Regions from separate parts of the Homo sapiens genome. Here region 2 is linked to region 1. Evidence: read pairs that join two places in POLR2A ChIA-PET (ENCODE). Cell type or tissue: Caco-2. All regions are shown on one strand. Links, peaks and the distances in the headings refer to the core of each region. The heading gives the core; the rest is flanking DNA.

What was found. ChIA-PET counts read pairs that join two places held together with the same protein. Peaks named below come from ENCODE experiments on the same cell type or tissue, not always from the same donor. Only the 100,000 strongest peaks of a DNase experiment are listed, where the experiment ranks them.
Region 2: POLR2A ChIA-PET joins it to region 1 with 5 read pairs; 2 of 35 experiments call an interaction of 5 or more read pairs at or near these places.

What each region holds. Positions count from the first base shown.
Region 1 is chr14:73,792,465-73,800,801 of GRCh38, forward strand. The region is part of intron 2 of MIDEAS-AS1 (MIDEAS antisense RNA 1); the gene reads left to right. LOC124903424 (small nucleolar RNA U13) reads left to right here and starts at 6,551; the gene lies at 6,551-6,654. RefSeq lists enhancers at 3,188-4,387, 5,736-5,855. In Caco-2, for the core only: no CTCF peak of the experiment used is centred there; a DNase peak (open chromatin) is centred at 3,677.
Region 2 is chr14:73,982,861-73,991,197 of GRCh38, forward strand. It overlaps ENTPD5 (ectonucleoside triphosphate diphosphohydrolase 5 (inactive)), which reads right to left. Exons shown (of 16, transcript NM_001249.5): 4 at 5,026-5,312; 5 at 3,954-4,033; 6 at 158-301. The coding sequence starts at 5,242. Among named protein-coding and RNA genes, the nearest start is that of ENTPD5, 32 kb to the right of the region's middle. In Caco-2, for the core only: no CTCF peak of the experiment used is centred there; no DNase peak of the experiment used is centred there.

The sequences.
Region 1 (8,337 bases), core at 194-8,193:
TTGTATCCAAGGCTGTTTTATGCTCAACCAGGGCAGCCATGCCAAAGTGAACCTGGCAGTGAGAAAACCTGAGCAGGCAGAGAGAAGCTGTGAGGCTGAGCTCTCCTGAGTCCCCCTGATTCTTGCATGGCATGGATATCATGTTGGGAGCCAGCAGCCTGCTGTGTGTGGGACGGCCCTGATTGGGCAAGGTGACCTTACAGCAAGCTCAGAGGAGGTCAGGGGTCTGTACCACTGAGAACAGAGGGAGAAATGAGCATGAGCATCAGGTTGCAAGGGGGAGGAACCAGTGTTGGAGGGAGAGGTTCGGCTTTGTGAAAGAATGGACCGCAAGTTTGCCTACCAGAGCAGCGAGGCCTGAAGAGTAAGCAGAAACCAAGAGGACAAGGCAGCTTGGTATGGGGGCATAGGAACAAGGATTCAGGATGATCCACAGGCTGCCTGGCTGCAAGACCCATCTCTGCCACATACTATCTATGTGACCTTGGACAGGTTACTAATCTTTTTATGCCTCAGTTTCCTTATCTGTAAAACGAGGATGATAATAACAGTTGTACATATATGATAAGGTTGTTATGATAATTAAATTAGTTTGTAAAGTTCTTACATATAAGCATTCTATAAGCATCAGTTAAACAAGTAAATCATTCACCAGACAATAGGATTCTACATGGATAGCAACATCACATGTCTCCCACACCCTCAAATCGGACTGTCAGTTAAAAATTCCCACAACCAGCCAGGCACGGTGGCTCATGCCAGCACTTTGGGAGGCCGAGGCAGGCGAATCACAAGGTCAGGAGTTTGAGACCAGCCTGGCCAACACGGTGAAACCCTGTCTCTACTAAAAATACAAAAAATTAGCTGGGCGTAGTGGTGGGCGCCTGTAATCCCAGCTACTCGGGAGACTGAGGCAGTAGAATCGCTTGAACCTGAGAGGCGGAGGTTGCAGTGTGCCAAAATTGCTCCACTGCACTCCAGCCTGGGTGACAGAGCAAGACTCCATTTCAAAAAAAAAAAAAAGAAAAAAATTCTCCCAACCATCATCAGCTCAGCTCATGGGGAGGACTGGATCAGTTATAGACTGCACATTTAAGATGTGATCTACATTACGGCCAGGCGCAGTGGCTCATGCCTGTAATCTCAGCACTTTGGGAGGCTGAGGCGGGTGGATCACCTGAGGTGAGGAGTTGGAGACCAGCCTGACCAACACGGAGAAACCCCATCTCTATTAAAAATACAAAAAATTAGCCGAGTGTGGTGGTGCATGCCTGTAATCCCAGCTACTGGGGAGGCTGAGGCAGGAGAAATCACTTGAACCTGGGAGGCAGAGGTTGCAGTGAGCCGAGATCATGCCATTGCACCCCAGCCTGGGCAATAAGAGTGAAACTCCATCTCAAAAAAATATATATAATCTAAATTAAAAGGCTTGACCCTCCCCAAACACAGTCTGGCTGGGAAGACAGACACAGCAAGTCTTTACATTTATTTACCTCTGATTGTCCAAAAGTAATTCAGAAGGGAACTGCAGTAGGCAGAATAAAGATCTTCCCACAAATGTTCATATCCTAATGAATATATTAGGTTTCATGACAAAAGGGAAATTAAGGTTGCAGATGCAATTAAGATTTGCTAATTAGCTGACCTTAAAATAAGGCAGTTATTCAACCAGACTTCCCTTCCCCAAAAAATAAATGCATAAAAAATAAAGCGATTATCTTGGATTATTGAAGTAGGTTCATTGTAATCACAAGTGTCCTTAAAAGTGGAACCAAGAGGCAGAAGAGGAATCAGAGTCAGAGGGAGATGTAATTATGGAAGAATGAATAGTTGAAGACATACAGCATTGCTGGCTTTGAAGATGGAGAAAAGGGGTCATGACCCAAGAAATGCAGGTAGTTTCTGGAAGCCAGAAAAGGCAAGGAAACAAATTCCCTGGAGCCCCAGAAAGGAACACAATCTAGCCAGCACCTTGATGTTAGCCTGGTAAACCTGCATTGGATTTTTGACCTACAGAACTGTAAAGTAAAAAGTCTGTGTTGTTTTAAGCTGCCAAGTTGGTGGTAATTTGTTACAGTAGCCATATAAAACTGGTAATTTGTTACAGTAGCCATAGAAAACTAATGCAGGGATGTCTTCTAAATGTGGTGTTCTCTGTGAAGTGTTTTTGCCAGGTATTAGAAGCCCTGGTTTTCATATAAGAGCCTGAGCAGAAAGTCAAATTAGGTGGGCCAAGAAATGTCCCAGGATGCTGGGTCACCAGAAGGTTTCCAAAGTAACAAGCAACTAGAAAGTCAATGGCTTGAGTCCCAAACTCTGAGACAGTATCCTTTTTTTTTTTTTTTTTTTTGAGACAGAGTCTCACTCTGTCACCCAGGCTGGAGTGCAGTGATGCAATCTTGGCTTACTGCAATCTCTGCCTCCTGCGTTCAAATGCTTCTCCTGCCTCAGCTAATTTTTTTAGTTTTGTTTTTTTTTTTAGTAGAGATGGGGTTTCATAATGTTGGCCAGGCTGCTCTCGAACTGACCTTGAGTGATCTGCCTGCCTTGGCCTCCCAACACACTGGGATTACAGGCATGAGCCACCGTGCCTGGCCCTGAGACAGTATCTTGAAAGTACAGTCTGATTGCGGGCCCCTGGCTTATGGATGAACTCTAATTCACATATTCTTTCTTGAAGCTTCTTCTCAGACTTGTTAGCCTCGCAGGCCACAGCGTGGAGGCCAAGTCTAGAAACAGTTAACAAAAGTAAAGCGGAGTCAGCTGTCCAAAGCTGCTGTGGAAATTCTGTGCATTCAACGACCGCAGGAGCCCAGCAAGCCTGTACAACCACCCAGAGTTTGTAAATCAGTCTTTCACAATGGATAGAAAAACACAAACCCAAGCATCAAGGCAAACTGCATGGCATTTCTGGGACCCAGGTTGGCCACGGATCCCAGTTCTTTCACCCCACACAGGGTGCTTTTTCCTGTCTGAGATAGGTGAATATTTATTGGCAGGCACAGCTCAAAGGTTAGAGCCCACCGCACAGTGGGGAGGAAGTATTTTCACAGTTCTCTGCCAGTAATAAATGGTGGTCCTTGGACATCAGTCTTAGCATAATGTGGGAGGTGTCTTTTGGGTTCATAGGCCAAGAGGTTGCTGGGCATTCCTGAGATTACTTTAGGGCCCACAGCTTCTTTTAGGAAGAAGGAAGTCTTCCTCTTCTGGGTGTGGTAATATCTGGGGATTACAGCAACCAGGTGTGTGACAGTATAGAGTCCATAAGGGGCTGCAGATCTTCAGGGATCTTCATGAACTGAAATTCTTCACGATAGCACCAAGGAACGGTGCATAAAAGCAATAGTTTATGGATTGCTTGGACAGGGCAAAAGACTCCATGATCCCTCTAATTTATCCCCTTTTACTTCCCAATTCCAAGTAGAGTTCTCCAGGAGGCAATGAGCTAGAAGGACCTCTTTGGATAGCCAGTTCTATATTTATATTTATATTTATATTTATATTTATATTTATCTAGAGAAGCCTACCACATCTGCGGGAACATCTGTGGTTCCCATATCACTCTTTTAGAATCACCAGCTAAAGATATCCCACTCAAATGGCCTTTGCCCTGCACCATTGTGCTTGGCCTTGTTTTACTGACATAATTTTTGCCCTTTGCCCCCAGTTGGAGGGTGTGGCCACTGACTCACCTGCCAGGAACTCATTGCCTGAGTCCAGTCAACAGGTTAACTCCCATCTGAGTTGGTTGCAAAGAGCCTGAGGACCTATGGAATGCCACAGAATTCCTCTGTGGACCACATCCCAGGTCCTGGTATGGTTCCAGCAGTATCTATGAGCTCCTGTCCTCAGTTGCTTTGGCCTTTCTTTAGCCTAGGAATTTATTCTTCTCCAGGCAGAGGAATAAAACGAACAGCCATTATTCCTGACAGCCAGAGGCCTGGATTCAAGGTCTTGGTTATAGACGCAAAATATCTGCCTCAGATGTGGACCCCACATAACAAATAACACCTTACTTCATGGCCCATGTAGTCCTCATTTCAGATGAGAAACTAGACCAAGTCAGGAATCTTGGTGACTGCATCATGGTGACTGTTAGATCTTAGCACATTTATTTTAGGTATTGATAAATATGATGCAAGAGATGAATGAACATTCCAAAACCAACTGCAGTGGGGCCACCCTGGGTTCTCCCAGCGTGCATTATTTTCAGGAAGCAGATAACATTTGGGAGGTTATATTCTTTCTCCCAATTGTGAATTTTTGGAGCTTCTAGGGTTTTCTAATAGCTATGCAAAGGAATGATTTGAATTGTCTAAACCCAGTCAAGGCTGTGAATTGAGGGCTGTATACATCAAAAAATAAGACGTGTCAAAATCCACAAGCAAGCCTCCAAATGCTCTTTCCATTACTGAAACCAATAAGAATCAATATAGAACAGAAAGCACTAGTGGACTTGGGCTTCTGGTTCTCCATCTTCCTCACCCTGTGCTTTCCAGTATGGCAGAGAACCATGAGCTCACTTTCCACAGACTGCACGTACATAACACTTGTTGGAAGACAATTCTCCGTGGGTCTCTCCCATGTCTGCATGCCTTGTGAGCGGAGTCACTGCCCTTTGTTTCAAACCAACTTTTTAACAGAGCTGCTTTCCCAGAACAAAGTAAAGCATGCTTACTGTCCATTAGCTAAGATTCTGAGCAGGATGCTTCAGCTCACACCTAGGCAGAGGCAGGAGGACTGCTTGAGCCCAGGAGTTTGAGGTTGCAGTGAGCTATGATTGCCTGGGCAATAGAGCAATATGCTGACTCAAAAAAAAAAAAAAAAAAAAAAGATTCTGGTTCCCCAAGCTTAAAGCTGTGCTCTCTTGTGATATGCTTTGCTGTGTGTACAGATGTCACCTGGCCCCCTTTGCATTGTCTTTGGGAACTGGGACTCAGGAAATGAGCACAAGAAAATGTCAGTATTTTTGCTATTGCTATTGCTATTGCTATGAGCAAATAAGACCTTTTGTTTCAGACACACCTAGAAGTCTTGTGTTTTCTGCCAGCATCCATGAAACTGCGGCAGGCTCACTTGTTAGCCTGCAAGTAGGATAAAATCTTAAACCCTCCACAGTTCTTGACAAGCTCTCATTTCTTTCTCATATAACACACTCCTTCAATCCACCAACGAATTCCCCTCACCCCTGTGATCCTTAAAGCCACCTAGGCAGTTTAGGTCAAGGGGAAACTACTCATGTAGAAGTGAGAACAGACCAAATTAAAGAGCAAGACTGAGGCTAAACCAGGACCTGGTGACAGGGCTGAGATATCCGGAAGTTTGGTTTAAGGCTGAGACCAGAGAAAGATCATTGTAATTCTGGGCTGTTTATAGCTATATTGTTGGTTGTATGTTCCAGCCAATTGACTGACAGGCAATTCTAAACATGCTTAAGAGAACAAACTTATTGGTTTTCTCATCTGTAAAATGAAATGAGTTAGATTAGATTGTTTCTGATGTGCCTTCTAGCTGTAAAATTTATGCTTTATAAATCTGTAACAGGGCTGCCTAGCATACACATTAGGCACTTGACCTAATTTAAAATAATGATTGCAAAGAGGACTATGACGTAGTGGAAAGGACATAGCATTAGCAGTTAAGAAGCCTGAATTCTAGGCTTAGTCTGCCACTACCTAGCTGTGTGACACTGGGCAAGCCACTTAAATTACCTGGAGGAGGCAGGTGGGGACGTAGACTTAAGATGATTTTGGATGGCTCAGAGATGTGGCATTAAATTATATATTGAAAAAGTAATTTTTCTTTTCAGTTCTCTTTTTGTTTTTCTGATTATGTCAAAGAGAGAGTCTCAGGTTAGTGCTGGTGTGTCTTCAACAACTCTTCAATACCTCCCATCCTCCCTTTTTGGCAAAGAGAGAAGTCTCAAGTTCAGATACTTCACAGGCAGTGCTAGCTAGATAGCATTTAATAACATTGCCCAGCTCTCTTTGCTTTATTTTTGTTTTGCCTTCCATTTGTGGCAAATAATTCAAGTTTTCCACTTATAAGAATGATGCAAAGTTTCCTTTAAAAGTAAATTAATTATGAAAATGTTCTAAAATTGATTGTGGTAATGTTGCACAATTTTGTGAATATACCTAAAAAAAAAAAAAAAAAGCCCACTGAATTGTAAGCTTTATATGGGTGAGTTGGATGGTATGTGAATTACATCCCAGAAAGCCGTTTTAAAAAGTAAATTGAGGCCAGGCATGGTGGCTCATGCCTATAATCCCAGCACTTTGGGAGGCCGAGGTGGGAAGATCATTTTAGCCCAGGAGTTTGAGACCAGCCTGGGCAACATAGTGAGATCCTGGCTCTACAAAAAGTCAAAAAAATTAGCCAGGCATGGTGGCATACTCTTCTAGTCCCAGCTACTCAGGAAACTGAGGCAGGAGGCTTACTTTGAGCCTGGGAGGTCTAGGCTGCTGTGAGCTATGATTGCACCACAGCACTCCAGCCTGGGTAACAGAGTGAGACTCTGTCTTAAAAAAAAAAAAAAATTTAAATTGGTATCCTTTTGTAGTTCATAAGCATGACGATTGGCTTTTCACTTTCATGTGTGAGATGTGCCTCACTCAAACCTTGTTATATTGTCAGCACATTACCCATCTGATGTGGAAAAAAAAAGAAAAAGAAAAACATACGTTGGAACCAGGTATGTGCCGGTAGTCCTAGCTACTCGGGAGCCTGAGGCAGGTGGGTCTCTTGAAAAGGCTGTAGTGTGCTATGATCATATCTGTGAATACTAGCCATTGCACTCCAGCCTGAGCAACATAGTGAGACCCCATCTTTTTTTTTTTTTTTTTTTTTTGAGGCACAGTTTTGCTCTGTCACCCAGGCAGGAGTGCAGTGGCACAATCTTGGCTCATTGCAACCTCTGCCTCCTGGGTTCAAGCGATTCTTGTGTCTCAGCCTCCCGAGTAGCTGGGATTACAAGCATGCACCACCACACCCAGCTAATTTTTGTATTTTTGGTAGAGACAGGGTTTCACCATGTTGACCAGGCTGGTCTCAAACTCCTGACCTCAAGTGATCCGCCCACCTCAGCCTCCCAAAGTGCTGGGATGACAGGCGTGAGCCACCGTGTCTAGCCCCATCTCTTAAATAAAAGAGTACATTGATTAATGTAAAAAAGGGACTAATTTAAATAAAATATTAAGTAAAAAATAGTATAGATGGTCAGTTGATATCGAAAAAGTTGTGCGGAAGATGCAAGACTAAAGTTTGGAGAACCAATGCTATGTGATATTGGACATGTTTCTTAAGTCTCTGACCCTGATTCCTGGCCTACCAAATGAAATGGTGATATCTCCCTGGATTTGTTAAAAGGGAGATAACATAGCACAGGAAACCCTCAGCCCAAGGTCCTGCACAGGGATGGCTTCTGATGAAGGGGAATGGTTGATGAATTGACTGAGCTCCCACCCTGGTGCCAGGCCCTGGGCTTTCAAATGTCAACTGCATCCTCACAATAACTCCACTGCAGGAGCTGGTGGTGCTGTTCCCATTCAGCAAGCCCTGGGGAGTAGTTGTTGTTTATTCTCCTTTTACAGATGAATGAGCTGTGGCTCAAGAGAGGTTAAGTAACTTGCCTGAAGTCACAGAGCTAGTGAGTGGCTCAAGGATGAGGTTCAACTCAGACTCTGACTTCAAAGCTCCTGCTCTTTCCCTTTTACCACATTGCCCCCTCTTACCCGACCTGATTAAACAATCTACCTGTCTAGCCTGGGCAACATGGCAAAACCCCGTCTCTACCAAAAATACAAAAAGTAGCCAGGCGTGGTGGTGCATGCCTGTGGTCCTAGCTTCTCAGGAGGCTGAGGAGGGAGGATCACTTGAGTCTGGGAGGTGGAGGTTGCAGTGAGCTGAGATCGCGCCACTGCACTCCAGCCTGGTTGACAGAGTGAGACCCCATCTCAAAAAAAAAAAAAAGAAAAAAAAAAAAACAGAATCCACCTGCCATGGAAGGGGGTGTTTAGGACCAGGGAGGAGGAGGGACACAAAAGGAACTCCATCCGTTTCTCGAAGCTGAGCATCCTCAGTGTGGCTGCCAGCCTGAGGGACCCACCTTCCTGGTTCTGGTTTTCCATTGTCTCCCCTGTCCCCAGCTGTCTGGTGGAAAATTCTCTTTCTTCATCAGTCCCCCAGGGGCTGGAGTCCTTTCCTGCTGCAGGGTCCCTGCCAACTCCTGCTGGGTTTTTCTCCTTCCATCTACTCACTTGTTCAGACTTTGGCCAACTGCCTGGCATTGGGCCATTGCTGACCCTTGACCCTCTGAGGCTCGGCTGGTATCTTGGT
Region 2 (8,337 bases), core at 298-8,297, 190 kb after region 1:
TAAACAACTAGCTATAACAAGTGGTCAGAGTCATCACAATGCTTTGGCAGTGGTGGAATACTGAAGGTAGTGGTCACATTCCAAAAGGCTAAAAACTCATAAAGTATTCATATAGGGAAAAGGGCAGAATGATCCAAGATGCAGTTTTAAAACTTACCTCAAAGAGCAGAGCCTTGGCTTTGTGTTCTGGCAGTAAGCGTAGTCCTGCTGTTGCCTTTAGGACCACTGGGGTCTTTTTCCAGTGACTTCGGGGGATTGAGTCTTTGGCCACCTCTAAGAGCCCTTGAACGGTCTCAGCACCCTTCAAAAGAGATAACCCGTTCATCTGATGAACGATCCATTTAGTGGCTGGCACTGGTCTATTCTGTCAACATACTTTGTGGGAGCAAGAAGAGGGAGGTGGCATAGGGCTCCAACCTCTCTCTGCTCTGTAGCAGGAGAAACCTAGAGAAGTGGGCCGCTTTGAAGGAGAATCCAGGCCAGGCGCAGTGGTGTCTCACACCTGTAATCCCAGAACTTTGGGAGGCCAAGGTGGGTGGATCATTTGAGGTCAGGAGTTTGAGATCAGCCTGACCAACATGGTGAAACCCCATCTCCACTAAAAAATACAAAAATAAGCCAGGCATGGTGGCACACACCTGTAGTCTCAGCTACTCGGGAGGCTGAGGCAAGAGCATTGCTTGAACCTGGGAGGCAGAGGTTGCAGTGAGTCAAGCCTATGCCACTGCACTACAGCCTGCGCAACAGAGTGACACTCCATCTCAAAAAAAAAAAAAAAAGGAGAATCCATTTCATTTTGACAGTCCTAATAAAAAATTATTATTATTATTATTATTTTTTTTGGGACATTCTTGCTCTGTCACCCAGGCTGGAGTGCAGTGGCATGATCTTGTGATCTTGGCTCACTGCAACCTCCACCTCCCAGGTTCAAGCGATGCTTGTGCCTCAGTCACCCAAGTAGCTGGGATTACAGGCATATGCCACCACACCCAGATAATTTTTGTATTTTTAGTAGAGACAGGGTGTCACCATCTTGGCCAGGCTGGTCTCGAATACCTGACCTCAAGTGATCCACCCACCTCACCCTCCCAAAGTGCTGGGATTACAAGCATGAGCCACCGTGCCTGGCCAAATTATTCTTTTATATTGTGATCATTTTAGTTGATTATCTTTTTCTTTTTTTTAAGACGGAATTTTGCTCTTGTTACCCAGGCTGGAGTGCAACGGCACAATCTCGGCTCACTGCAACCTCTGCCTCCCGGGTTCAAGCGATTCTCCTGCCTCAGCCTCCTGAGTAGCTGGGATTACAGGCATGCGCCACAGCACCTGGCTGATTATTTCATGTTTCTTATATATAAATCAGCTTTAGGATGGTAGAGTGAAGAAAACAGGAGTTAGAGTCAGAAGACTTGCTTGCTAGCCCTGTGGCCTAACTTAGGTCACTTGGCCTTGTTGGGACTTGGTTTCCTCAAGTGTGGGATGGTAGATACGCTGCCTACCACCACTAAACTGTTGTGTGCATGAGGCATAGTGCATGTGGTTACCACACAAGCTGTGGCAGTAATGATGCCATACTTTTGATGATCTCCTAAAGAACATGTCAGGCTTATTCCTGTATCATCATATGGCACACAGTAGATGCTCAATTTGTAATAAATGAAAACCATTATTTTAAATCCACTATTTCCCTGAATGAACTTCTATTCTGATATCTGACTGCCCTTTGATCATTATTGTTAGCAACTACAACACGATCACCTTTTCTAAATGCCAAGTCAGTTTCTAATAATATAGTTGCTTTCAACAGCTCCTAATTTTTCTTTTTTAATTATTTATTTTTAATTAATTAATTTATTTATTTACTATTCAAATATACCCCTGACCCTGGTATTTTTTTTTAATACTTTAAGTTCTAGGGTACATGTGCACAATGTGCAGGTTTGTTTGTTACATATGCATACATGTGCCACGTTGGTGGGCTGCACCCATTAACTCATCATTTACATTAGGTATATCTCCTAATGCTTTCCCTCCCTGCTCCCGCCACCCCACGACAGGCCCCGGTGTGTGATGTTCCCCACCCTGTGTCCTCATTGTTCAATTCCCACCTATGAGTGAGAACATGCGGTGTTTGGTTTTCTGTTCTTGCGACAGTTTGCTCAGAATGATGGTTTCCAGCTTCATACATGTCCTTACAAAGGACATGAACTCATCCTTTTTTTATGGCTACATAGTATTCCATGGTGTATATGTGCCACATTTTCTTAATCTAGTCTATCATTGATGGACATTTGGGTTCGTTCCAAGTCTTTGATATTGTGAATGATGCCTCAATAAACATATGTGTGCATGTGTCTTTATAGCAGCATGATTTATAATCCTTTGGGTATATACCGAGTAATGGGATGGCTGGGTCAAATGGTATTTCTATTCCTAGATCCTTGAGGAATCACCACGCTGTCTTCCACAATGGTTGAACTAGTTTACAGTCCCACCAACAGTGTAAGAGTGTTCCTATTTCTCCACATCCTCTCCAGCACTTGTTGTTTCCTGACTTTTTAATGACCGCCATTCTAACTGGTGTGAGATGGTGTCTCATTGTGGTTTTGATTTGCATTTCTCTGATGGCCAGTGATGATGAGCATTTTTTCATGTGTCCGTTGGCTGCATAAATGTCTTCTTTTGAGAAGTGTCTGTTCATATCCTTTGCCCACTTTTTGATGGGGTTGTTTGATTTTTTCTTGTAAATTTGTTAAGTTCTTTGCAGATTCTGGATATTAGCCCTTTGTCAGGTGGGTAGATTGTAAAAATTTTCTCCCGTTCTGTAGGTTGCCTGTTTACTCTGATGGTAGTTTCTTTTGAACAGCTCCAAATTTTTCTAGTAGATTTGCTATCCATGTGCTACTGAACTAAGAAAATATATCCTCTCGGGGCCAGGTGCAGTGGCTCACACCTGTAATCCCAGCACTTTGAGAGGCTGACATGGGCGGATCACAAGGTCAGGAGTTCAAGACCAGCCTGGCCATCATAGTGAAACCCCGTCTCTACTAAAAATACAAAAATTAGCCGGGCATGGTGGCACATGCCTGTAGTCCCAGCTACTCGGGAGGCTGAGGCAGAAGAATTGCTTGAACCCGCGAGGCAGAGGTTGTAGTAAGCCGAGATCAGGCCACTGCACTCCAGCCTGGGTAACAGAGTGATACTCCGTCAAAAAAAAAAAAAAAAAAGAAAAAGAAGAAAATGTATATATATCCATATATCCTCTCAGTTCTCCAAACTCAAATCATTTTTAACATCAAGCATTTGGGTAATGATTATTCTTGTGACAATGAACAATAAATACCTTTACATTTGCTCCCCAAGTTTAACATTCTGCATTATTCTATTTTATTTCAACATGGCCTCAGACACATAGGATGTAGTATGTTGTAGATGCTCAAATGTGAAATATAGTCGCCACAAACTCTCTATTCATCTTCTACCACCAAAGATTTTTGTCATCATGGGTTGTTGCCTAATTTCTCAAGTATAGATATGGTTCCATCCTGCATCAAGGCACTCTGAAATGGAATTCACTGCTCACCATGCCTTCAACTGCCATGTTTATACATCATACCCTACAGAACTTCATGTTTATCTTCTGCGCTTACATGAACAAATACAACTGATGGCTTCAACTCAAAATTTTAAACAGTAAGTACATAGGGAGTAATCTCTTAAAAGCTAGTGTCATCCTTGCATTACCACAACCAATTTTCTAGCCTTCTTCCACCCAGCCCTCATGAGCGTGGGAAATGTAATTAATTTTATCCAGGAGATTAGCTGAGGAGAGAAAGCTGATCTCACACATGATCTCAATCTCATTAGTGAATAGCATGAAATATTTAACAGCAGTGGTGTGGTCAAGTTATCAAGGCATTGAGAATCTAAACATCAAATCATAAGAAACTCACCTGCTTAGGTTGATCTACAAAAGCAGAAAGTCCTGGCTTCACAGAATCAAAAACTTCCCCTTCTAGAATTGGAAGCTGTCCTATTTTGTCCATGGAACAAAACAGAAGAGAGAGCTGGTTACCAAAAGTTAGGCTGCTTCAGATGCTGGGCTCTGTCTCTGTAAGTTTTCCTATGACTTCCCTGAAGTTATCCCAAATGATCCTAGTTGTGAGGAATGTCTTGCAGGAGTACTGGAAAGAAGGACTAGAGCAACCTCTGAGGGTCCATTTCTGCTACCATTTCTCTGGTGGACACCTAACTCCTCCACCTTTCCCCAGGCTCCATAAGTGACCTGAGGAAAAAACACTGACAATTCAGAAAAAGTTAATCTTCAGGGATTCCTAGCCTCATGTCCAAGGATGGCAGTGAAATTCTCATGTGATCCTTCTCCCAAAACCACTCCCCATATTCTGAATATTATGGATCCCTGGAGTATCCCATGTTTAAAGAGGAAGAACAAATTATAACTATTCTTTTTGAACACATGGGTTTCAGACTACAGACAGCCCAGCTCTCTTCTAATTTCACATTGAATTAAACCATGTGTTCTGGCCAAGCATGGTGACTTACACCTATAATCCCAGTACTTTGGGAGGCTGAGGTGGGAGGATCAATTGAGCCTAGGAGTTTGAGGCCAGCCTGAGCAGGTCTCTATAAAAAAATTTAAAAATGAGCTGGGCATGGTGGCACAAGCCTGTAGTCTCAACAACTCAGGGGGCTGAGGTGGAAGGACTGCTTGAGCCCAGGAGGTCAAGGTTGCAGTGATGTGTCATCATGCCACTGCACTACAGACCGGGCAACAAAGCAAGACCTTGTCTCAAAAAAAAAGTTAAAAAATAAAAACAAAACAAATAAATAAAAATAAATAAATAAACCACATGTTCAATTGTAGTCCAAAGTTCTCTGAAGAAAGACATCCACTAGGTGTGAGATTCTGTAATTCACATAATAAACTCTCAGCATATTTGTTTCTGGGAGGAGATGCTAAAGTGTGGATTTACAGACTCTACTAAGGGTCCCAGTTGCACTTACCTGGCATTTTCTGCACAAAGGTGTAAACATGAATTCGAGTTCCAGTGCTCCCTGCATCAAACATAATTCCATACAAGGTGCTGGCGCTGACATTGATGGGGCACATGGAAGACAGGAAGATACCCTCAAACCAAGTCTGCTGGTTCCTGTGGGAGACAGCGCTGCAAACACAGGATACCACCAGCATGAAAAAGACTGTGCCCCAAGAAGTGGCCATTCTTTTCCCAAGATGTGGCTGGGTGGAGGCTTTTGTTGCAGAAGCAATCCTGCTCGCACACCTGCAGAGGCTTATAGGACAAAGACACACAAGTTAGACCAACTAGCTTTTTTAGTTACACCTGTAAAAGAAGAAACACTCACTCCTGGGCCCAAGGTGTTCCTTCCCTATTCTAATAACCTGTACAACAAGCTAAACCAGGGTGATGTGGGCTCTTAGCACCTTTTCCGAAGGGTATCTAGTTCCAAAAGGAAATTGGAATTGAAGATATATTTTCCCATGCTTTGGTTTTTAAAAATACAGAGTAATTGTACATATTTATGGAATACATGTGATATTTTGATATATGCAGACGATGTGTAAAGATCAAATCAGAGAATCTAGGATATCTATTACAACATTTATCATTGTTTGTGTTGGAAACATTTCAAATCTTCTAGCTACTTTGAAATACACAATAAAATATTGTTAACTATAGTCACCCTACTGAACTATCAAACACTATAACTTATTCCTTCTATTTAATTGTAAGTTTGTACCCATTAACCAAGTTCTCCTAATCTCTCCACACCCCACTAGCCTTCCCAGCCCCTCTGGTAACTGTCATTCTATTCTACTTCCATGAAATCAACTTTTTTAGCTCCCATATATGAGTGAGAACATGCAGTATATATCTTTCTGAGCCTGGCGTGTTTCACTTAACATAATGACCTTTGCTTTTTTTTATTTTATTTTTTTTGAGACGGACTCTCACTCTGTCGCCCAGGCTGGAATGCAGTGGCGCAATCTCAGCTCACTGAAACCTCTGCCTCCCGGGTTCATGTGATTCTCCTGCCTCAGCCTCCTGAGTAGCTGGGATTACAGGGACCCACCACCATGCCCAGCTAATTTTTGTATTTTTAGTACAGACGGGGTTTCACCATGTTGGTCAGGCTGGTCTCGAACTCCTGACCTCGTGATCCACCCGCCTCGGCCTCCCAAAGTGCTGGGATTACAGGCATAAGCCACCACGCCCAGCCACTTTGCTTTTAATTATAGGGTGGGGGCCAGGAACAGTGGCTCCAGCCTATAATTCCAGCACTTTGGGAGGCTCAGGTGGGAGGATTGCTTGAGCCTAGGAGTTCACGACCAGCTTTGGCAACATAGCGAGAGCCCTGTCTCTACAAAAAAATACACAGGCCAGGCGCAGTGGCTCATGCCTCTAATCCCAGCACTTTGGGAGGCCAAGGCAGGTGGATCACGTGAGGTCAGGAGTTCGAGACCAGCCTGGCCAACATGGTGAAACCCTGTATCTACTAAAAATACAAAAATTAGGCCGGGCGCGGTGGCTCATGCCTGTAATCCCAGTACTTTGGGAGGCCGAGGCGGGCGGATCACCTGAGGTCAGGAGTTTGAGACCAGCCTGGCCAACATGGTGAAACCCTGTATCTACTAAAAATACAAAAATTAGGCCAGGCGCGGTGGCTCATGCCTGTAATCCCAGCACTTTGGGAGGCCGAGGCAGGCGGATCACCTGAGGTCAGGAGTTCAAGACCAGCCTGGCCAACATGGTGAAACCCCGCCTCTACAAAAATACAAAAATTAGCTGGGCATGATGGCGGGTGCCTATAATCCCAGCTACTGGGGAGGCTAAGGCAGGAGAATCTCTTGAACCCGGGAGGCAGAGGTTGTAGCGAGCCGAGATCGTGCCACTGCACTCCAGCCTGGGCGACACAGCAAGACTCAGTCTCAAAAAAAAAAAAAAAAAAAAAAAAATTAGCCGGGCTTGGTGGCAGGTGCCTGTAATCCCAGCTACTCAGGAGGCTGAGGCAGGAGAACCACTTGAACCTGGGAAGCTAAGGTTCCAGTGAGCAGACATCGCCCCACTACATTCCAGCTTGGGCAACAGAGCAAGACTTCGTCTCAAAAAAAATAAATAAATATAATAAATAAATTAGCCAGGTATGGTGGCACATGCCTATAGTCCCAGGTACTTGGGAGGCTGAGGTAGGAAGACCACTTGAGTCCAGGAGCTCAAGGTTACAGTGAGCTATGATCATGCCATTGCACTCCAGCCTGGGTGACAAAGCAAGACCCTGTCTCTAAAAATAAAAAATAATAATTGTAGGGTGGCTCTCACATACTCAAAGGCTCTCTGCCACTCTGCTCCTATTGTTGAGTCTAATTTCTTCTTTCCATTTTGATGATTTTCCCTTTAGAACATAAATATCCGTTTCTCCCTCCCTCTTTTCTGACTCCCCATCTTTTTTTGAGACAGGGTCTCACTCTGTCACCCCGGCTGGAGTGCAGTGGCACAATCACGGTTCACTGCAATCATCACCTCCCGGGCTCAAGTGATCCTTCCTCCTTAGCCTCCCGAGTAGTTGGGATTACACGTGTGTGCCTCCATACCTGGCTATTTTTTTTATTTTGGTAGAGATGGGGTTCTGCCATATTGCCCTGGCTGGTCTTGAACTCAGCCTGAGATCCACCTGCCTCAGCCTCCCAAAGTGCTGGGATTCCAGGCATGAGCCACTTCACCCAGCCGGATTTGTTTTACTGGAAAATAATTTTTTAAATGTATAGGGTTTTTTTCCATCATTCTGCAACAAAGCCATTATCATGAGTTTGAATATTATTGAAACCTGTGATAAAAAACATTTGTGGCTGGGTGCAGTGGCTCATGCCTGTAATCTCAGCACTTTGGGAGGCCGAGGCAGGTGGATCATGTAAGGTCAGGAGTTCGAGACCAGCATGACCAATATGGTAAAACCCCATCTCTACTAAAAATACAAAAATGAGCCAGGCATGGTGGCATGCGCCAGTAGTCCCAGCTACTCAGGAGGTTGAGACAGGAGAATTGCTTGAAACCGGGAAGCAGAGGTTGCAGTGAGCCGAAACCATGCCACTGCACTCCAGCCTGGGCGACAGAGTGAGACTGTGTCTCAAAACAAAAACAAAAACAAAAAATCACTTGGTAGTGTTGAATGGAATAATGGCATCCATACTTCACAGTTGCTTTACTAGCAACTTTTTTCCCCCTCTTTTTTTCTGGATGGACATTAAATGAGAAACCAACAAAAACAATTAAGTGCTTTTTGTTTTGGTGATTTGTA